Regions from separate parts of the Homo sapiens genome. Here region 2 is linked to region 1. A link is an interaction called in ENCODE POLR2A ChIA-PET data of the cell type or tissue named here. Cell type or tissue: OCI-LY7. All regions are shown on one strand. Links, peaks and the distances in the headings refer to the core of each region. The heading gives the core; the rest is flanking DNA.

What was found. Peaks named below come from ENCODE experiments on the same cell type or tissue, not always from the same donor. Only the 100,000 strongest peaks of a DNase experiment are listed, where the experiment ranks them.
Region 2: POLR2A ChIA-PET joins it to region 1 with 6 read pairs; 5 of 35 experiments call an interaction of 5 or more read pairs at or near these places.

Annotation. Positions count from the first base shown.
Region 1 is chr2:25,492,171-25,503,796 of GRCh38, forward strand. The region is part of intron 9 of DTNB (dystrobrevin beta); the gene reads right to left. Among named protein-coding and RNA genes, the nearest start is that of DTNB-AS1, 77 kb to the left of the region's middle. RefSeq lists enhancers at 5,489-5,568, 5,589-5,698, 6,940-7,084, a cis regulatory region at 7,012-7,022 and a silencer at 9,366-9,468. In OCI-LY7, for the core only: no CTCF peak of the experiment used is centred there; a DNase peak (open chromatin) is centred at 6,141; H3K4me3 peaks cover 837 bases; H3K27ac peaks cover 1,132 bases.
Region 2 is chr2:25,371,696-25,383,321 of GRCh38, forward strand. DTNB (dystrobrevin beta) reads right to left here. Exons shown (of 21, transcript NM_021907.5): 20 at 7,595-7,628; 21 at 5,548-5,858. The coding sequence ends at 7,624. Among named protein-coding and RNA genes, the nearest start is that of DNMT3A, 36 kb to the left of the region's middle. RefSeq lists enhancers at 1,873-2,017, 5,527-5,576, a cis regulatory region at 1,945 and a silencer at 4,947-5,436. In OCI-LY7, for the core only: no CTCF peak of the experiment used is centred there; DNase peaks (open chromatin) are centred at 9,096 and 9,826; H3K4me3 peaks cover 353 bases; H3K27ac peaks cover 2,417 bases.

The DNA.
Region 1 (11,626 bases), core at 4,327-8,326:
TAGTTTTGGAGTGATTTACCCTTTCCCCATCATATTATTAGAACTCTGTGTCCTAAATGGCTCTCTGAACGTAAACCATCTGGCTTGAGAGCTTAACAGGATTAACTTTAAAATCTAATCTTCATTTCAAAGATCTTTTAGGTTCCTAATCTCAGCCTAGCAAAATACATACATTTAATGAGCAAATTATCTATTATATAAACCAGACTGTTGACTAAAAAAAAAGTTTAACAATGGGCTTAAAATCAACACTGAGTGTTATGACTCATTTTGGCTTTCTGAATTAACTTAGATCCAGGGGTAAACAATGTCTGGATAGGAGTCTCTAACCAAGGATGTGAAAGTACAGTACTGATGTCGTGTAGACAAAATTTCTACTTAAAATTGCAAAGTTTTAAAGATGAAGGAGTAGGCTGGGTGCAGTGGCTCACACCTGTAATCCCACCACTTTGGGAGGCCGAGGCAGGAGAATCGCTTGCATCCAGGAATTTGAGACCAGCCTGACTCCATCACTACTAAAAATCAAACATTAGCTGGTTTTGGTGGTGCACACCTGTAGTCCCAGGTACTCAGGAGGCTGCTCAGGGGAGGACTGCTTGAGCCTGGGAGACTGAGGCTGTAGTGAGCCGACATCACATCACTGCACTCCAGAGTGGGTGACAAAGTGAGACCTTGTCTCCAAAAAAAAAAGGAGGAAATGAATAAAGTCAGCTGAAGCCTGGAGGACAAGTGAGATTTGGGGCACCTGTCAGAGCTGTCCCTTTTCCCCAGGCCCTTTGACAGAGCCTCTTCTGTAGGAAGTCATGCAGACAGCCACGTACTTACCCCTGCCCTTCACTTTTAAATTTATTGGCGCATTAGCTCTTTCCCACAGAACATTTCTTTTAGCTGTGGAGGTTAAGATCAGTGTCCTGCAATTCTCTTTTACATAGACAGCTGTCTGCTAGCCATGCATTTGGGAATCTTGAGCAGATTTTTTGGGTGTCTGTTTATTACTATTGGTGTGAAAGGGGGAAAGAATTTATTATGCCCTAATGCTTTCATTTGCTCGACTTCTTTTTTTGTATTCCCCATAATAATGCTTTACAAAGGAGGTAACCATTTTAAATACATTTAATCTCTTATTAATATTTTGTAGCCAGCTATTTTGCCCTCAATCCTAGATACCTATGTTACTTCTGAAATTATCTTCCCTACTCACTTGAATCAGACCTTTTTCTTCTTTTAAATGATGCAGCAGATTTCACCATACTTTAAAACAAATGTAAAACCCACCCTATAGACTACCTCATTCTTTTCTCTATCAAACCACTTCAGTCTCCCATCTCTCTCCATCAAGTTGTTGTTCTTTTGCTTCTTCTAAGCCCCTGCTTTCACCTCTTTTCCCACCTACTTATCCTGGAATGTCCTTCATAGATTGGCCAAAGTTACACAATTTCTCACTTCTCTTATCAGAAAAACAGCTCCTGAAATTTCAATAGCTCTAGAAAACCTTTCTAGTTACAAGCTCCATTTAAATAAACATTGGCCATAGTATGCAAACAAACAAAAATCCACGGCCTATTCATGCCTAGCACTGTTAGGGGTTTCGGGACAAAATAAAACAAGTTGAAGACTGTCCCTGCCCACAAGAAGTTTATAATCAGTCCTCATAATCATCAGTCATAGCAACAACAGATACTTAAGCTTTAGCTTAACATATTACAATATTTAGATCAAATCCTATATGATGATAATTTATAACCAAATACATGTAAGACTATTTGTAACAAAGACAACTTAATTATTTCATTTGATATAAACAAAAACCAGTACAACAAAATAATATGAAAAAATCCTATGAAGTTAACAGTTACAGGATTTGCTGTGTATTTTGCATACATTTCTTTACTTTTGCAGCATTGGGGAGGTTGTGGGGGGAAGACAGTGCCTAAGCATTTGCTGAGTGTGAAATGCATCAGCACTGAGCCAGGCCCCTCAGAAACATTACGTGAATTCTCACTACTACTCATGGTGGTATTTCTATTTTGCAAATAAAGAAATAAAAGTCAAGGAAGATAATGGGTTCAAGGTCACATGATGGAATCAGTATTGGACACTACTTGTATCTGCTTCTAAAGCCACTGAATAGATCAAATCCACAAACACTCTTTTATTTCAGGCATCTCTGTATTATCCAAATGAATTTTTCAGATTAGAGTTCTCAGGGAACAATAAATTTTCAAGTTTGAGAAACACTGCCCCAATTCAGGACTACTAGCCTCAAATCTAACTTGAAGTAGTTTAAGTGGTAAGGGGGGTGGGGGGAGGAGGGGGGAGTGCGGGGGTGGTTGGGAGAGGAACTTATTGGGCACCATAACTAAATACTAACTAAATTCATAACCAACCTCACGAAGGCAGGGGTGCAGCTGGCTTCCAGGATGTTGGAATGTCATTAGGACGTTTACTGTTACCTTTGCTTAGATCTCATTTTGAGTCAGGCTTTACACATGGCCCACAGCTTTTTATGCTTAGGAAGAAAGAGTTTCTGCCCAGAATCTCACAGCTTTACCACTGGAGAATAAAACCTCTTCCTTTATCCCAATTTGAAAATCCCCAGCAAAGCCTCTGGCCTGCCCTGAGTCACTTGCCTACTCTGGCATTCAGCAGGCCCCATGCTATGACTGGTATTCCTCCCGGAACATCACAGTTAGCGCTAGGAGGGGAACAGATCTCTAAGGAGAGAGCACTGTTGCCAGAAAAAAAAAAAAGGGAGGCTGCAGAACAAATCTACAACAAAAAAATGTTCACTTACTTAAAGATTAACTTTCTTCCAAAGAAAAGTGTCAAATGACAGTGCTCAGGGTGCAGGCACTTCAGCATCTCTGCTGCACAATGCGTCAGAATGAAGGTGGTATTTCTCTTTTTTTTTTTGAGTCAGGGTCTCGTTCTGTCACCCAGGCTGGAGTGCAGCGGTGCAATCTTGGCCCACTGCAACCTCCACCTCCCAGGCTCAAGTGATTCTCTTGCTTCGGCCTCCCAAGTAGCTGTGACTACAGGCACATGCCACCACACCAGCTAATTTCTGTATTTTTCATAGAGTTGGGGGTTGTGTCATGCTGCCCAGGCTGGTCTCGAACTCCTGGGCTCAAGTGATCCATCTGCTTTGGCCTCCCAAAGTGCTAGGATTACAGGCATGAGCCATTGTGCCCAGCCTTCTCTCTCTCTTTTTAGTTACTACTACTCTTCAAAAATTTGTGGTTAGAGACCTATTCGTGGACCCTTAAGTGAAAACAATATATTGTCTAGAAAGAAAACCAGTTTTCTTATTATTCCATTATGATGAAGAGGACATAAGGGATTACATTGATCTATAATGCTGGTAAGCTGCAGCTCTGGTGAAATATTAAGGAGCCCAGGTTCTAAAAGCCCTTTCATTGCAATGATTCTCGTGTGGATAGTGTGGATCATTCTTGATCTCCTTGAGTAGCATGCTCTTTGTCTATCTCTATGTAATGGACCAACCATTTCTTGTTACCTCACGGGGTTCTATGGTTATCTGCCAAAGCAAGGAAGTTAAACAAACAAGCAAAAACACCTTTTGGAAAACCATGATGTTAAAAAAATAAGCATCTGGTACTGTAAGTGTAGCATAAATATCATGTTACATACCTACAATGAGGTTTCTGACTTCCGGGAAGTGCATTTAAGTTTACTGATCATTTACAATTAATTAACCAATTGGTTAATATAAAAAACTCCCCTATCAGCAGACATATATGCCTCAATTTATATTCGTAGCAATTTAGCATAGCCATTTGTGGTATCAGACTTGTTTAATGAACTATTTCTCAGGAAGGAAAAGTTTACCACAAATCCATTCTTACACTTTCACCACTAGATAGTGTCTAGAGACATGGAGAGGAAGCCAAATATCTCTCTAGCTCTAGAAAGGGACAGAATTGTAAAATGAGACAATAGTTATTAACTATAACAAATTAACTATTTAACAGTATTGCTCAATTTATCATCATTATGTTGAAAAAGCAGTCGAGAGTCTTATAAACCGGATCATCAAATCAACAGAAATGTATTTTTTTATTTTTAAAAACCTTTCCATGATGAATCCCTCCTTCCTTGTTCTCCTTGTTCATTAAACTTAGGAAGTTGTTCCTACTTTATGTAGATGCTAAGTCCTGTATTTAAGAAAAATGAGAAAGGATGGCATCTTAAATGCTTTAACAAGTTACTGCTCATAGAGGGGTCAACAAAATGCATGATGCAAAGTCATTTCCCGACCTGTTCACATGGTCATCAACTGAAATCTGTTTTCAAAAATGGAAATGAATTCACTGCTATAGATGACAGGCTGACTCTCACATATTTTTACCAAACAAGAAGAGATATAGTGGGGCTGGGCGCAGTGGCTCACACCTGTAATCTCAGCACTTTGGGAGGCTGAGGCAGGCGGATCACCTGAGGTCAAAAGTTCAAGACGAGCGTGGCCAACATGTAAAGCCCTATCTCTACTAAAAATACAAAAATTAGCCAGGCATGGTGGTGGGTGCCTGTAATCCCAGCTACTTGGGAGGCTAAGGCTGGAGAATCGCTTGAACCCGGGAGGCCGATGTTGCAATGAGCTGAGATTGCACCACTGCACTCCAGCCTGGGTGACAGAGTGAGACTCTGTTTCAAAAAAAAAAAAAAAAAGATAATAGTGGGCTGCCCATTTAATAGAAACTCCCTGGGAAGTTCTAGGGGCTCTAGCATCTTGCCAAAAATAAACACAATCATCATTAGCCCAGTGCTTAAGGTGGCAAAAATATAAAGGCGAAGAATAACTATTAAACCTTCACACTCTGTAGCAAAGCCTTCTTCTTTCTCTACAGATCTGGCTTCTAATGCATTACGCTGCTGTTGTCTCTAAGGAAACAGAACAATCACATGACGAAGGGTCTTCTCTACAAGGTAGTCTTCCCCACAGAGCATTTTGGGAAAGAGGAGGCTCAAGAGGACAACTCATTAGAAGGCAAACACACATCTGCCTTCCACCAGCAAGTCCACAAAGCAGTCAAATGACAGGACAGGAAGACAGAGGTAGCACACAGTGTAGGTACTGCTCATTGGAAGCTTAAAAATGAAACACACCTACTTGCAATAGAATCCAAGTCTTGCTGCAAATCCATAGCCTAATGAACCCGGTCAGCAATTCCATTCCGATGAGGACTTTAAGGAGCACTCCCACCTCCTCTCCAAGGGCCTCTTCTAATTGCCAACTCTTGATAAGAAAGTAGCCTACAGAACTGTGTCTGCCAAGCAGTCTAGGTAGGTAGCTATCAGGAGGTAGGGAGAACCAGTAAGGCTTGAGTTTTTTGTTTTGCTGAAGAGGAGTTAATGGGAATGCAAGCAGGGTGAAAAAATAGGACGATGGTGTCTGTCTACCGCTTTGATGCAGACAGCTCCTTAATTCATAAAGGCAGCTTATACGAGGGCAGTTGAAACAAAAGGGCTATCCAGTGTGAGCTGCTGAGCAGGCTCTGATGGATGTCTCTGACAGGGTAGTCCCATCATGAGATTGTCTCTGCCAGTCAGAGTCATTCTGTGGCCTCTTATTTATTTCATGTAGTCAATAGCTCCTAAAACTGTGTTCCTGGTTTCTATCCCCACTGCCACCATCACATTTCAGCCCTCATTTGGCTAATGTTACTTAAATATTCTAGGTTTTCTACTGGTTCATGGGTGTCCAGGGAACCTTTCTATTGTTACTTATCTGATTTCTCACAGCTAAAATCACTTTCCTAAGCACCGCTCTCATCATGTCACCATTCTACCCCAAATCATCAATTCTCTACTAGTCTCCCAAATTAGAACAAAACTCTTTGTCTGTGCAGGCACTGCCCAGACAGCACAGCCTCAGTCTCCCAGGGCCTCCTCATTGTCACCACTTCTCCCCCTTCCTACACTGTTCAAACACAGGTCTGGAAATTTTCTGGCACAATAAAACAAAAACAAAACAAAATGACAAAAACTACACAAGTATTTACACTAAAAGTAGAGGTAGTCAAAATGAAACCCTTACTAAATACCTCAGTGCCCGGGAAATAATTCTATTATTTACTTAGATAAATGAAGAAGTGAGAAAAGCCAAGCCAACAAATCAGACAAACCAACTAGTGTGACTGTTACTACACACACTCAGATATCCAAACTAAGAGCCTAAAATAAAATGGGTGCATGTGTTAGACTACTGAGCAGAAGATGAAAGAGCTGATTCATATCAGAAATATAATAAAAACAAAATAACAGTGGGATATCATCTTTCAAGGCTACAAACTCTAAGGATATAGATGAGGGACACAGTGCAGAATGTGAAGGGCAATGTGAACAATAATGGGTAAAATTAATTACAGGAAAAAACTACAGACCGAGTGCAGTGGCTCACTGGGAGCACTCTGGGAGGCTGAGGCGGGTGGACTGCTTGAGCCCAAGAGTTTGAGACCAGCCTGGGCAACATGGTGAAACCTCATCTCTACAAAAGAAATACAAAAATTAGCCAGGTGTGGTGGTGCATTCTTGTGGTTCCAGCTATTCAGGAGGCTGAGGTGGGAGGATTGCTTGAGCCTGGGAGGTTGAGGCTGCAGGGAGCCATGATCATGCCATCACACTCCAGTCTGTGCAACAGAATGAAACCCTGTCTCAAAAAAAAAAAAAAAAAAAAAAGATCTATAGAATGTTTGAGATTATGAGATTGAAATACCATAATTTTATAATGAAAACATATCAAGGTCAGGCATGGTGGCTCACTCCTGTAATCCCAGTACTTTAGGAGGCCAAGGCGGGTGGATCACCTGAGGTCAGGAGTTTGAGACCAGCCTAGCCAACATGGTGAAACACTGTCTCTACTAAAAATAGGAAAATTAGCCAGGCATGGTGGCAGGGTGCCTGTAATCCCAGCTACTCGGGAGGCTGAGGCAGGAGAATCGCTTGAACCGGGGAGGCGGAGGACGCACTCAGTCGAGATCGTGTCATTGCAAAAAAAAAAACCAAACAAACAAAAACAAAAACAACCATATCAGGAAGGAAAGGGGGGCAGTGGAGAGTGGGAAAAAGTTTGGGAAAATTGGTTCTGGCTCCAACTCTGATACTAAGTGGATTATGTGACCTGCATGACTTTGGACAATGAAGCCCTGTGTGTCTCAGCTAACTGGTCTGTGAAATGACAGGGGCTGGTTCTAGAGCACTGATTTTCACATGCTGTGCTCTGGGGATCTGAGGATGCCACATGGTGCTTCAGTGACCATGATGAACAGCAAGGGGAACAGACGAAGGATGTTAGGCCCCAATCTTGTTCCAATAAGGGTAGCTCCACTTCTATTCCACATAACATTTCATAGGAATAAAATGTTCTACTGCTTTTTTAAAAAGTTTGAAAACCCCTTTCCTGACTACAAAATTTAAATTAGAAGTCCCTGCTATATTCTCTCATAGTATCCTCTTCTTTTTAAATAATACTTATCATAATTTGCTATTATATGTAATTAGTTTTTATTTGTTGGTTGGTTTCACTTATGAGCTTGTAAACTTTGCGAGAGCAGGGACCCTAGTACTTGTTTCATCTCTGTCTTCATTGCATTCACAATGTGTACTGAAAACCACAATTGGAACACACTGGTTGCTCAACAAATATTAGTTCAATTATGAATGACTCTCTTATAGCTGAGCTTTTATAATTCTACTTACCATTCTTTTTTTTGGTTTTGTTTTGAGACAGGGTCTTGCTCTTTCACTCAGGCTGGAGTACGCTGGCATGATTATAGCTCACTACAACCTCAAACTCCTGAGCTGAAGGGATCCTCTTGCCTCAGCCTCCCAAGTAACTTGGATTACAGGTGCACCACCATATCCAGTTAATTTTTTTTATTTTTATATTTCTGTAGACATGGGATCTCACTCTGTGGCCAGGGCTGGTCTTGAACTTCTGGCCTCAGCAATCCTCCTGCCTCAGCCTCCCAAAGTGCTGGTACTACAGGAGTGAGCCACTGTGCCAGGCCATCTACTTACCATTCTAATCTACCTTAAGCAATGTATTGGCTGAAACCCAAAAGTGTCAATTGGTCGGGTGCTCAACTGACATGAATTTTAAATGGAAAAGATATCCAGACAAGGAATTCAAAGAAGGCTGGTAGATAAGCCATTTGGGATAGCAAAAATCTGTGAGTGGGAGGAGTAATGAGGCCTAAACAGGCACACACCCAACAGAGGCAGCAGCGCTCCTCATGCGTACTAAACACATCAGGCCAACTACGCTGTTCAATCATTCTTAGCATCTCATTTCTGGACCAAAAGAACCTAAAAGAAATGTAAAATGCCCCAAGACATTAGAGAATTTGCCAAGGGAAAGAAAAACCACCTACCATTTCATTAAAATGTGTATCTAAGTCTCTGCTGAAAAGACCACACAGAGACCTTGGGAGACAGTGCTTTGCCAGTGAACTATAAATCAGCTGCAGAAGTAGTCCAGGGACTTCCAGTACAAGGTAGTAGAGTGAGCACATGCGGAGAGCTCACCCTCCTGTGCCAAAAAAAAAATGACTTAAAGATATAAACATAAATTAATGCATAATTAATGCATGTATAGCTAGGACCAAAACAAAAAAGGAAACTCTGTTTAATGCCTAAACAAAATGAAAAAGTATCCTCTAAGGAAGAAAATGAAGAATCATAGTGGTGAGCAAGGGCTGCTTCTCAGCGGCCATGAGCCACACACACAAGGACTGCTGGCCACTTTTGAGGAGGCTGGAAGAACCTAGGTTCTGACCCCCATGGGGCCCCCCGAAAAGCAGAGAAAACAGAGCATCCAAAAAGGTCTTCAAATACCTAAGATCCTCAGGCCCCTAAAGGATAAAACAGCATCCATCAAATGTTCTGAAAAATAACCAATTAGAGGCTTTAAAAATGAAAACCATAGTTATTGAGACAAAAAACAAAACAAAACTGAATACAGCTAAAGATTGATGAACATAAAAAATAAGTTAAATGTAAAAGCTAGATCTAGAAGTTTTTTTTTTTCTTTTCTCTTTTGAAACAGGGTCTCACTCTGTCACCTAGGCTTGAGTGCAGTGGCAGGATCATAGCTGCCACTGCAACCTCGAACTCCTCAGCTCAAAGGATCCTCCTGCCTCTCAGCTTTCCAACTAGCCGGGACTACAGACACATGCCACCATGCCCAGCTAATTTTTTGTTTGTTTGAGATGGAGACTCGCTCTGTCGCCCAGGCTAGGATGCAGTAGTCAGATCTCAGCTCACCGCAATCTCCACCTCCCAGGCTTAAACGATTCTCCTGCCTTAGCCTCCTGAGTAGCTGGGATTACAGGTGTGAGCCACCATGCCCAGCTAATTTTTGTTGGGTTTCAGACAGAGTTTCACCATGTTGGCCAGGCTGCTCTTGAACTTCTGACCTCAAGAGATCAGCCTTGGCCTCCCAAAGTGCTGGGATTACAGGCATGAGCCACTGTGCCCAGCAATCCAAAAGTTTTAAAGTCTATATTTTAGGGTTCAGACAAACTAAAGAGAATGAAGGAGAGGCGATAGTATCTAAACAGACAATGGCTGAAAATTTTTCAGATTTAAGGCATGAGTCTTCAGAAACTAAGAATCCTGAGTATTAAATTAAATTAAATAGAAACTCAAAAAGCTTATATACAGACAGGTTATAGTAAAACTTCAGATTTATTAAAGTATTAAAAAAAATCCTGGCCAAATGCAGAGGCTCATGCATGTAATCCCAGCACTTTGAGAGACCAAAGTAGGAGGATCACTTGAGGTCAGGAGTTCAAGACAAGACTGGATAACATAGTGAGATGCTGTTTCTACAAAAATAAAAAATTAGCTGGGCATGGTGGTGTACACCTGTGGTCTCAGCTATTTGTGGGGCTGAGGTGGGAGGATTGCTTAAGCCCAGGGAGGTGGAGTCTGCAGTGAGCCGTGATTGCACCACTGCACTCCAACCTGAGCGACTGAGTGAGAACCTGTCTCAAAACAAAATAACAACAACAACAACAACAAAACAAAAAACAAAAAAAATCCTAAAAGTTTACCAGCAAAATGAGACATTCGACAAAAAGGAAGGAGAATCAGATTGCCATCAGCAAAACTGATTATAATAGAGGAGCGATACCTTCAAGCAATGAAGAGAAAACAACTTTGGCTGGACTCTAAACCCAGTGAAACCATCATTTAAGACTAAGTGGGTGCACCACAACCATTAGACAAGAAAAAGAAATAAAAGATGTCCAGACTGGGGCTTGGCACAGTGGCTCACTCCTGTAATCCTAACACTTTGGTAGGCTGAGGCAGGAAGATCGCGAGGATCACTTGAGCCCAGGAGGTGAAGACCAGCCTGGGCAACATGGCGAAACCCCATCTCTAAAAAAGTATAAAAATCAGCAGAGCAGCCAGGCACGGTGGCTCATGCCTGTAATCCCAGCACTTTGGGCAGCCAAGGTGGGTGGATCATGAAGTCAGGAGATGGAGACCATCCTGGCTAACACGTTGAAACCCTGTCTCTACTAAGAAAAACCCAAAAAATTAGCCGGACATGGTGGCCAGCGCCTGTAGTCTCAGCTACTCGGGAGGCTGAGGCAGGAGAATGGCATGAACCCAGGACGCAGAGTTTGCAGTGAGCTGAGATTGCACCACTGCACTCCAGCCTGGTTGACAGAGCAACTGTCTAAAAAAAAAAAAAAAAAAAAAAAATCAGCAGGGTGTGGTGGCATGAGCCTATGGTCCCAGCTACTTGGGATGCTGAAGTGGGAAGATCACCTGAGCCCGGGAGGGCAAGGCTGCAGTGAGCCATGATTGTGCCTCTGCATTCCAGCCAGAGTGACAGAGCAAGACCCTATCTCAAAAAAAAAAAAAAAAAAAAAAAAAAAAAAAAAAAAAAGTCCAGACTGTGAAGCTACGAAGGAAGAAGTCAAGAAGTCAAATTATCTCTATTTGCCGATGACATGATCTCATACACAGAAAACTCTAAAGAGTCCACACAAAGGAAGCTATTAGAGTCAGGTGCAGTGGCTCACGCCTGTAATCCCAACACTTTGGTAGGTTGAGACAGGAGGATCACTTGAAGCCAGAGTTTGAGACCACACTGGACAACATAGAGAGACTCTCTCCCTCCAAAAAAAAAATTTTAAAAATTAGACAGGTGTGGTAGTGCGTGCCTGTGGTCCTACTACTCAGGAGGCTGAGGTGGGAGGATCACTTGAGCCCAGGAGTTCAATGCTGCAGTGAGTTATGATTGTGTCACTGCACTCCAGCCAAAGTGACAGAGCAAGACCCTGTCTCTAAACAAAACAACCAACCAAGCAAAACTATTAGAGTTAATAGACAAGTTCAGCAAAGCTGCAGGACACAAGATCAATATTACAAAATTCAATTGTATTTCTAGATATTAACAGTGATCTGAAAATGAAATTAAGAAAAGAGGCCGGGCACAGTGGCTCACGCCTGTAATCCTAGCACTTTGGGAGGCTGAGGTGGGCGGATCACGAGGTCAGGAGATCGAGACCATCCTGGCTAACACGGTGAAACCCCATCTCTACTAAAAACAATACAAAAAATTAGCTGGGCGTGGTGGCGGGCACCTGTA
Region 2 (11,626 bases), core at 7,485-11,484, 120 kb before region 1:
TTTTTTTTTTTTTTTTTTTTGCGGGGAACTGTGCGTGCACAACACAGCCAGGGAGTGACCTAGTCCAGGGAGCCTAGTCTCCCCTTAACACAGCATGCGGAAGAATAAAGACCCAGGCTCTATCATAAAATGGGGGCAGGTAAAGAGCAGTTAGGCGAGGGGGCGTGGGCCGTCAGGGTAGGGGCCTCAGTAAACAGAGTTGAACAAGGGCCTCTCCCAGCTCCACCCTGGCTTTAAACCCCATGGTTTGCAGTTCGGCTCCAGAGGCCTCCCAGTGACCCCAATCTCATTCCTCTCGACTCAACAGTGATGGCGGAAGGCAGGAAGATAAGCTGGACTCCTTGAAGCCGACACCCCCCAGGGAAATTCCATCACCCGCCTTGAGCACTGTAGACCGGGCTGGGGTAAGGGTGGGATGTGGGGAGAAGGGCGGGGCTGGGGAGATAAGAGCCTCCTGGGGTAGAGGAGGCAGGCAGTGAGGTCAGGGCCTGCGCGTGGGGCAGGGGCCGGGCTAGGGGCAGGATCCCAGCGGAAGGTCATCTGCAGCCCTGGCTAATGGGATATCCTGGTGGAAAGCAAGTGGGGATCTAATTAGGGTAAAATCCAGGGCTAATGAGCTGTGGCAACAATGGGACAAAGGAACGATTCCCACAAGCCCAGGATGCGGCTCGGAGAGTCCACCTCAAATCGGCCTCCTTGTCAGCTTTTCTCCCCCAGGGCCCTTCCTGGCTTCCTTCCTCCACCTTCCCTGGCCTCAGGCCTGCCGTGCGGCCACCGTATCCCAGTGTCCATGGCTCCCCGTCAGCTCCAGCTCTGCCTCTCTTCTCATCCCCTTCGTTCTCTTTCCCTCTCCTTGCCCCTGGCTCTTCAGCCCACGTGTCCCTGGCGTCACCCTGCTGTTCTCGGTGTGCCTCGTTTCTTTGTTCTCCTCCTCCGGGAGTGGGAAGAGCTGGGCTCTGGGCTCCCGGGGGTAGGCTGGGTGGCAAAGGGTGAACCTGAAATGGTTGCCTAGGCAATGAGGAAAGTAGGACAAACACCAACCAGCAGTCAGGAGAAAAGAGGAGCCCACGGAGGAGGGGACTGCGTCCCAGCCCAGCCAGGAGACCTCCTTGTTAACCCTCAGCCCCACTGTCCCCAGCCTGGCTCATCCCCAGGAGCTGGTCCAGAAGGAAGCTCGAACATCTCTGCAGGATCTCCCGCCTGGCTCCCTCACAGCCAACATTTGTGCCAGGCCCTTGGGCCAGAGCGATTCCTGGGCCGCCTGCCTCCTCGCTGCGTGGCCTCCTTCTCAGCAGGCCCAGGGCATATTCCTTTTTCCAAAAGACCAGCCCATCAGGGCAGCCCTAGGAGGGCACACGAGCAAGGCCAAGGAGGGCAGGGTCCTCACCAGGGCAGCTCCCTGCTGTTTCTGGCTGGGAAGCAGAGGACCTGCTGCTTCTTGTCGGCACCCATGGCCAATAGGTTTTGTGGAGGAGGAAGGAGGAGCCACGGGGCCTCGTCTGAAGGAAAGGAAACAGGCCTGGGATTGGGAGGAGCTGTGGGGAGGACTTCCAGACGCTTCAGACGTGGAGCCCAGGCTGAATCTCCTCAGTGAGGGCCATGGGTGCCTGGCACAGGAGGCCTTTCCAGGCAGGGAGGGAAAGAGACAAAGTGACTAAGGTCTTGGGACCACGCCATGGTGGTGGAGACAGTGTGGCTCACGCGCTGAGGCCTGAACAAAAAGCCTGATGGGTACAGGTGCCCTTCAGGCCGGAAGGTGGGGGGCGGGGCGGACAGCTGCCCCAGTCCTGAGTCAGGCACTGAGCCAGAGGCCTTGTTTCCCGGGCTCCAGCACAGGCTGCTCTCCTGGGGAGAACGGCAGCACCTTCGGCCTGTACCGTTTAAGCCAGGGGCCCCGCCAGGGTGTGCCCGCAGCCACGCTTGTGCTCTGAGGACTCTCTGTGCACCTTGCCAAAATGGGGTGAGATTATCTGCCCGTGCCACTACCCCTGGCGTCAGGCCTATGAACTCTGCCTGGCAGTGTGGCCATGGCTGTAGGCCAAGCTTTGGACAGGTGTTTCTGCCACCTGGTTGAGGACTTGCTGGGGCTGACTGAGGCCATCACTGACTGCGTGGTAACGGACTCGTTTTGAGCCAGCAGTGAGCTGGGTCCCAGGGGGCTGTAAGGCCTCTGTATGTTTGCCGTGACTCTTGAACTCAAGGACACACCCCTGGGTTCCTCGGGTCCCACTCCTCCCAGTCTCCCATCCCACCCCTGAGCCCAAGGACCCATCCTTCTCAGCACCTAGAACAGACACTGAGTAGGGAACCACAGCCTTTTCCTCCCCAGGGTGGCCTCACTTTGCACCCACTGTCCTGAGTCTGACGTGTTCATAGGGCAGCCCGTTCCTCCAAGCCCACCCTTCACTATACAGTTTCGAACCCAGACCAGATTCCAACCTTAAGCTCTAAGACCCTGGAGCCAGTGAGGCCTGAAGGCCTGAGGAAGGGGCTTCGTGCCCAGCACACAGTTGGTGCCCGTGAAGCATCTGCCTGAATAAACAACAGTCCCACCTCTAGCCTATAAGTCCCTTCTGAATCTCCACCTTTAGCAATGACAGGCTCCATTTACTTCAGAAATACAAGGATGGCTACCTGGTGTTTTTGTCTTCAACACCTGCCTCCCAACTCCATTCCCAGCAAGTTCTAGTTCTCATGACCTCCCTTAGAGATTTTAAATTTTCAACATGAAAGCAGTCACAACCCATTCAAACTGTCACAGAACTAGTAGACTCATATTGCTTTTTGGAACTGGTGAAAGGATTTGATGCCCATTTCTTTTATGCCATGGTCCTACCCCAGCTGTCCCCCCTTGGAAGTAGGAAGCAGAGGGAAGACGGAGCCAGTGTCCTCCACCTGTTTGCAGACGCGCCTGTGCAGGAGGCAGGAGAGACTCCAAGCCCACTACCTACAGAGTCCTGGCTTCTCAAGTAAGGTTAAGTGCAGAGAAGGCACCAGAGTCCCTGGGATCTGCTACTTTAACTGGGGAGACCTGTAAGTAACATCGAATTACTAGGTTCTCTAGTAATCATTTTCCCTCTGAAAAGAATTCAATGCCCATAGGAGATGGAGCTTCCGGTAGCCTGAAGCAGCCCATCTGGGCCTGGATGTTGTTTCGTGTGGAAGATGGTATTTGCATCCTGGGGAAAGCATCTTGGTGTCCAGGCTCTGGCTGTGGGGGTTAGGTGCCTGCAACACCCCCTCTCCCCTGTCATCCCTCCTGAGCCAGGCAGGCCTTCAGCACTCCCTACCACTGAGACTATAGACTGAGAAGTAACTCCCTGTCGCTGGGCCTCCATGATGTCGGTCTTCTGTACCTTACAGGCCTTGCCTCAGTGCTGCCCACCTTCATGTCTGGGAGAGTCTTCATTGATTGCTGGGGACCAAAACCAACTTAGACTAGGGATCCCAGTTCCAGCACCCATGCCCAGGGCCCTTTCTTCCTTTAAAATAGACGGCTGACTCTGGCCCTTCTTCACTGATGGGCGATGGCTTCCTGCACTGCTTTGTTTTCTTCTTCATCCAAGTGTTGTCCTGTGAATCTCAGAGTGTGGTCTTTGGACCAACGGCACCACCGTCACCTGTGAGCTTGTTGACTGCAAATTCTCTGGTTCTACCCAAGACCTGCTGAATCCGAGACTCTGGAGGCATGGCCATGCTATCTGTATTTTAACAAGCACTCCAGGGGATTCACGGGCATGCTTAAGTCTGAGAACCACTGGTGCAGTATATTACCTAGGAGCCCTGAGTAGGACACTTCATTTAGTTTTCTGATCCACACAAGGAGAACCCGTCCGGGCGCATGAGGCTTGCGGGTACAGAGTGTGTCTTCCCAAGGAAGGCAGGCTACCTACCTCCCACGTGTCCGGCATGTAACCCATCAGCTGACTCCTGACAGTGCAGAGGCCAGAGGCCAGACTGGGAATCCACCGAATGCCTCTTCATGAGCTCTTTTCTCCCAGAAGGTGCAGCAGGAATTCAGATGGCTGTAGGCATTGCCATAGCAACTGCACCCCTCCGAAGCGCTTATGGGCTGCAGGAGCACAGTAAGCAGCCCGAAGAGGAGCACGTCTGCCAGTGGTTGAAGCCTCACCAGCAGATGAGAGGGGCTGCGAAGGGAAGAGGAAGCTCAGGGTGGCTGGGACTTATGGACAAGAACTCGGTGGAGCTGTTGCTTCCTCAAGACCCACGATGCATTTGGTAGCCCTCCCGGGGTCCTCCAGCACTGCAAAACAGCGCCAGCCCAGGCTGTGGTGCTGCACGGCAGCCTGGCTCACCCAGGAGTCAGTGATGCTGCAGTTTCTCAAAAAACCGTCTACCTAGGTTAAATTAGCCTGCTCAGTGGTCACAGAGCAATTAAGATGGAAGTGCCCATCTTCCTTCCGTGATGACCACCTGTGTTCCTCGCCAGGATTGAGGAAAGGGACCCAGTTCCAAAGGTCTGACAGGCATGTGGGTCCTAAAGCAGACGCCAACAGTCATGAGGGAGCTCGGGGCTTAGGTAATGGCGGGTTTTCTAGCTCTACGAGAAATCAACCTCAGCAAGAACGGGTATCACCAGAGTGCACCCGGTACCTGAGTGCTGGCCTCAGAGCTGAAAACACAGAGAGTCAGCAGGGGCTTGGGCAGAGAAGAGGGCCCCACGCCCTTGGAAACAGGGAGCTCTGCTTGCCTGAAGAGCCAGAGAGGGGCCACGGTGAGCGCAACTCCGTGGAAAGCTCGTGGGGACACAGTGCCAACCAATGGGAAGATGAGCTATGGGGGAGAAGAGACAGAGAGGAAAGGACGGAAGGTGTGAACACCCACCCCTTCTATTTTACCCTGACTGGGCCTTGGCAGGCTTGCCTGGGACTCCATCCGTGTGCGGCCAGGAGTTGATCCCACCGTCTCTGCACAGACCTCCTCAAAGCCAAGGGCAGGGGTCTGCAGAGGTGGGTGAGGGATGCTGGGGAGCCAGCTGTGGGGCTTCTCGCTTCATTACAGTCACTGCCCTTTATAAATATTTATAGCAGTTCTTCTGCTAAAAATAACATCCTGGAGCCCAGGGAGGAGGAAAAAATAAATGAAAATCACCGGGAACGGGACTTGATCACGTGTGCCCGAGCCCAATCGACCCCTAAGGCGAGAGGCTGCGAGCAGCGCCCCCGGCGGCGCGCCCCCTGGCGGCCACGGAGTCCGCGGCGCAGAGACCCTCCCGCCCTCTCCGAGGAGGCTCAGCCCGGCTGCGGCGCGCGGCTGGGTCTCCGCCCCTCCCTCCCGGGCTGCAGGCGGCGGCATCACACGGGGCGGGCGGAAGCCTAACCAGTGTGAGACTATTTTTAGCACCGTGGCCAGGGTGTGAATGTCTACAGAGCCGAGCAAGGCCTGACGCTTTCTTTGCACGCTGGAAGAAACCTGTTGGTTTTTAAAGGTCAAAGATAAGGAAACTTGTGCCCCCACGTTCAGGAGCACCCCACGTGCTGGCCAGACGCCAGGAAGTGTTTCATCAGGTCACAAACACACAAGAGCTTGGTGCTTTTTCTTTTCTCTTTTCAACCTCCAGGTGAATTCCTGATGCGGAGATGAGACCATGCCCTGAGGGGAGTGATGAAGGTGCTAGTACATGCAGGGCTGTGCAGGGGGAGGCCCACTAGCTGTGCCACGCAGCCCCTCCCCGCTTCCCACCGGCTCTGGCTCCCCTCTCCCTGGCGGGTGGAGTGACGTCTGGCAGCCTGCAAGCCTGGTCCAGGTGTGCGGTGGAAAGATGGAGAGGAATGTGCCTCTGGGGGAAGACCTTGCCTTCGCCATGTCGGCGCCAGCTTGCTCCTCGTCCTCTGTGCCTGCGCAAGACACACTCACCGTTAGTCACGGGCACTGTTGAGGGTTCAGGACAAAAGCTGCTAACATCTACTGTGAACAGGAGGCCCTGCAGGGAGGGGCTGCTAGGATGCTGGGCGCCTTTCAAGCGTTGGGCTGAAGGGTGGTACCTAGGGTCCTCTGCCATCATTCCTAAGGGTCAGGAAGTGTTTCCGTGGAAGAAAGAATTGGGTTCACAATGCAAGGTTTGAATGGGGTGATTTCTTGGGGAGAATTGTGGCCCAGGAGAAGGGCAGGGAGGACTGAGGTGTGCCGATGAATACTAAGAGGAAAGGGAGGAAGCCTCAGCCCCCGGCCAGCAGAGCGCAGGCCTGGGCATCCATGAATCCGCGGCACCCAAGTTTTATACTCTTAGTTTAACTCTCGGCTGTTGGTGTTTCTCATCACCCCTGATGTGGGTCAGAGAGCGCAGGATTAGGAGGCAGAAGACCCGGCTCCAATTCTGCTTCTGGCATGGAGCTTCTGGTGTGGGGCATTGGTTTCCTCCATGTGCAACAAGGCGGTGGGGGCACATGGCTCTGCCACGTTCCCTTGCACCCCAGTTCCTTCTGCCCCGGGGAGAGAGGGGCTCTGGCAGGCTCCTGCAGGGCGAGTCAGTTCCTGATTTCCCTCCTCGGCTGCCACGGCCTAGGCTTGCTTGGGAAAGGGCCTTGCCTGAATGTGCACAGTGAGTTTAGGGAGAAGCCTCTCTCCAAGCCCCTGGGGCGCTGTGATTTCCAGGGCAGCGAGAGAATGTGCGTGGCCCAGGTGCTGCCCTCTCCTCAGCTCGCACAATCCAGAGTCAGCGCAGGCCGAGGCTGCAGGGGCCCCGGGGGAGCGGGCAGAGGCCTTCAATGGCCTGGCGCGGTTGGGCAGAGAGGGCCAGAGGCTATTCCAGGATGACACGACTTGGGAGGGTCTGAAAAAACCCCTTTTCTGGATTGTGCAGCTAGGGCCCTGACTTCTTTATTCGAGGAAGATGCCTAATTTTTAAATATAAGAGGTGGGGGGGTGGGAGGAGGGGAGGGAAGACAAGATTTTAAAATGGAGAAGTCTGATATCTTGGTGCTGGGACTAGAAAGAATTAAGGTGTTGAGCTGGAAAATGGGAATGACTAATTCCTAAAGGCAATGAGCATCTGCCACTGGAGCAGTCCGTACTTTTCTGCATTGCTTCTTCAGGAAGTGAGAAGGTGCAGCTTGGCCGGGCACCATGGGAAGCGGCTTGGTCAGCCCTGTAGTCAGTGTGATCCTGCATGAATCACATGTCTGTGGGTCAGGGACTGTGATTCGGTGCAGTGCTGGGTGACAGAATCCAGGGACGCACTGGCTGTGGTTTGGATCCCAGGAAGGAAGTGGGCAGTGGCTGTGGGAAAGGAGCATGGGAGGCAGTGCTCCCCAGGGAGGTGGCCTTGCTCAGCACACCCTGTTTCAGCCAGCAGTGTCGGGTCTGCCAATGCCATCCCAACACAGAGGACACCAGGCCATGCCCAAGGACCAGGCCTGCAGACAGTGCTGTGCAAGACAGGACACAGCCTAGAAACAGGGCAAGGAGGGCACATGGCTGGGGTGGGCAAAGGGAAGGGACAGTTGGGCTCTTGCATCTTCACCTGTTAGGACTGCCCTGGCTAGGGACCTGTGACTGCAGGAAGGGAGGGGAAGGGAAGATGCTGAGGAAGGAGGGAGGGGCCGTGGGGAGGCAGAGGACTCTTTGTACTCACCTGAGCTTCCTCTGTGTCCGGCTCCTCTGCTAACCTGTGGCAGCATGGGCAGAAACAACACACTGAGGTCACGGCCAGGTCTTCTCATGCCCCAGACTATCTCAAAGGGGCTTCCCTGACCAACCCACCCCAGGGGCTTCCTTGCTTCTCCCGTTACTCGTTTGTTGACTTTTCCCACCCAGGTATGACAGCAGGGTAGAGTCATACTTTCTACTACTGTAGCCAACCCGAGGCAGCCATGGAGACAGATGCTTCTCAGGAGAAGGAAAGTCATTAAAAAATGGAATCAAAACTCCTTAAATCCAGGGAGCAGTTACATGAGGGGGGCAAAGCCCACTCAGCTCTGAAAGTTCCCCAAGGGAACATGACTGCGCCTTGAGTGAGGGCGGTCCCCCTCCTGCAGATGGTCTGCTTTGAAAAGCCCTGCGCTTGCTCACCCGAGGCTCGAGCACTGCCTGGCCCCTCCTGAGCCTGTTCTGTTCTCTGAGGGCCATTGCTGTCCAGCCTTGCACCAGGGCTCTTTATGGATGCAAACTGGATTTACAGCCCCCACACCGGGATGGCAGGGTATGGGAGGGGAGACTGTGAAGGACACAGGAGCATAACATGAGGCTGTGGAGGGTGGAGATGATGTACTATGGGGGAAGGTGTGTTAGTCTGTGCTTCTTCTATGTGTCTTGGTTACACTTCTCTTGAGGAGATGCAGAGGAGGAAGGGTACCCCGATGGAGCAGAAGCATTCCCCAGGATGCAGCCAGCCAGCCAGGGGTGAACAGGGAGAGGCGTGAGGCAGGGGTGAATATGGCAGGGAAGTTCAGCTTGGTCTAGATTCTTCAAAAGTTCCATTTGACTCTCACAGTTTCCTTATCGAGCAGACTATGTTTGCCTGATGGTGCTGACCAAATTCTGTTTATATTACGTCAGTATGGTTTCAACCCCAAAGAAGCAAATATACTCTCTCTCTTTACGGTTGACAGTTACAGATCTCTGGTGTCCAGGTGACTGCAGTTAGTCCTAGGTCTGTAAAATCTCAGGCCTAGCTCATGGCAGAGAATCAGGAGGTCCACCCATAAAAACACTTAGTCTTATAAAAATGCCCATGTATGAGCTACGTTGTAGTTTCAGGGACATATCCTAGAACCTATATAATGTGGAGAGCCAAACATAAAAAACTCTACCATCTCTCACCCCAACTCTTAACACTCTTGGCCTTAGGGATGACACCAGAAAGTCACATACGTAAAAATTCAGGCATTCCCACAAAAAGATTTCACATAGACATACAGACATTCTGGTATATGCACTGAAAGACAGACAAGGAGCTCTAAGGGCAAGAGGCACAGAAAGACAGAAGAGATGCAGACAGGGCAGTGCAGGTGTAAAGACAGTGCCCTGGGGCCTGGAGTGCCGGGAAAGGGAAACCCAGTCTGATGCGAACAGGGCAGTGCACGTGCAGAGACAGTGCCCTGGGGCCTGGAGGCCCGGGCGAGGGAAACCCAGTCTGATGTGGACAGTGGAGTGCAGGTGCAAAGACAGCACCTTGGGACCTGGAGGCCCGGGCAAGGGAAACCCAGTTTGATGTGGACAGGGGAGTGCAGGTGCAGAGACAGCACCCTGGGGCCTGGAGGGCTGGGCAAGGGAAACCCAGTCTGATTCCCATGTGAGGCATGGCCCACACTCAGACTCGAACCAGGATAAGGGCTAGAGTTCGTGGCCAGGGCAAGGCCTCAGTGGCTGGGGCAGTCCTAGGTTTGCTTTGGTGGAGTGAAAAGGACTGAGGAGAGGCCATGGGAAAAAGCTACTGGGGAAGGGAGGGGCAGGTGAAGGGAGGCCAGAGATGCAGCTGTTATGTCTTCAGCCAGGAACATTCCACATGAATGCTAGGATTTGGTTGGCATGTGCATGTGCATGTGCGTGTGCGTGTGTGTGCGCGTGTTTGCAGCATGTGTTTACACCAGTGTAAATTTATCTGTGTATCTCTTCACCTTTTGCCCTCCTGCCTTCTTTCTTGTCTGTGTGGGTAAGTCAATTGTTTCTACATTTCTATGAAGCATTCCTGGATGTCTGAAACACTACTGCTCTCTAATGTGACCTTTTATTTTTATTTTTTAGATAGGGCTTTGCTCTGTTATCCAGGCTGGAATGCAGTGGCGTGACTATAGCTCACTGCAGCCTTAAACTCCTGGGCTCAAGCAGTCCTCCTGCCTCTGCCTCCAAAGCAGCTGGGACTACAGGTGTGCACTACCACATCCGGCTAATTTATTTTTTGTAGAGATGGGGTCTTGCTATGTTGCCTATGCTGGTCTCAAACTCCTGGCATCAAGTGATCCCCCTGCCTCAGCCTCCTAAAGTGCTGGGATTACAGGTGTAAGCCACCATGCCCAGCCTAGTCTGACCTTTTGGTGTCCGTGCCACATATGTCATTCTCATCAACTCGTTGGCGCTGCTGTCCACTTCCTCCCAGGCCTAGCTCAGACTCACTAGACGATTTCAGAATCTGCAGAATCTTCTTCCTCTTCTCCCAGTTTCTTCCTCAGCAATTTCAGGGTCCTTGCTGACAAATTCCTTGCCCCGTGAGACTCCAAAGACGACCCTGTCTTAGCCACTCCAGCCCCTATGGGCCAAGAATGCTCCAGACCCACTGTCCTGTAGGTTTCCCTTTCTTGTCACAGCTTCCTTACCTGTATCTCCCACTTGGCTTCTACCCTTCCTTAAGTAAGACCACTCCACTTCCCTTAGTCTACCAGTTCAGCTCAGACTAAACCATGGGCATTGGAGTTGAACTCAGGCTGTGCCATTTATCAGCTGGCAGGTTCTTTCACTCCCCCGAGCCTTGTTCAGAATTCCTCCCTGGGAGGGCTGCTGCTGGCTCCTCCTCATGCTTCCTGCTCTCCCTACCTTCACCTCCTTGGGGTGACCAGCCATTGCATTTCTCTCCCCGATAAGGTACTCTCTATCTCATCACCCCATTTATTTCCTTTGATTTGTTCATTTATTGACCTCCTACTAAGCACCAGGCACTGGAACACAACATGAACAAAACAGACTAAAATCTCTGCCTTGAGGAGCTGATGTTTAGGAGGAATCCAGCAACTAACACATTAATGCACAACAGAAAGAACAGCTCACCCTCAAATGTCCAAAGAAAATTTTGTTTTCTGTTCAGTATAACATAGAAGGATGAAGATTAAGAGCACGAAGTTTGGAGTCAGAAAGACCCAGTTCTCTGCCTTTTTTTTTTTTTTTTTTTTTTTTTTTGAGACAGAGTCTCTCTTTGTTGCCCAGGCTGGAGTGCAGTTGCGTGATCTTGGCTCACTGCAACCTCTGCCTCCTGAGTTCAAGGGATTCTCCTGCTTCAGCCTCCCGAGTAGCTGCGATTACAGGCATGCACCACCACACCTGGCTTATTTTTGTATTTTTAGTAGAGACAGGGTTTCACCATGTTGGCCAGGCTGCTCTCGAATTCCTGGCCTCAAGTGATCCGCCCGCCTCGGCCTTCCAAAGTGCTGGGATTACAGGTGTGAGCCACCACGTCTGGCCTAAATCTCTGCCGTTTAACAGCTACATGAACAACATCTCTCTGAGCCTATTTCCTCATGGGTAAAATGGGGATATTCGAATCTGTCTCACAGTGTTAAGGATTAGATGAGATCATCATACGTGAAAATCATTCCCTGCAGCTCTTCCCAGATGTCATGTGTTAAGCAGGTTCGATATATAATGAAACTAGGAAGGCACTACTGTCCTTTGCTGACACCTTCCCTTCTTGGTTTTATTCTTCCATGAAGCCACAAAACCATTTGGCTATTCTAGTCCACAACAATCTCTTCCTTTTCAGAAACCCTTATTATACTTATATGCTGAAAGTTTTATGATTAGCTTTTTCTGCCACTTCATTTGATCTATTTATTTTGCATTTTTGGTCTTTTTTTTTTTTTTTTTTGGAGATGGAGTTTCACTCTTGTTGCCCAGGACGGAGTGCAGTGGTGTGATCTCGGCTCACTGCAATCTCTGCCTCCCAGGTTCAAGTGAT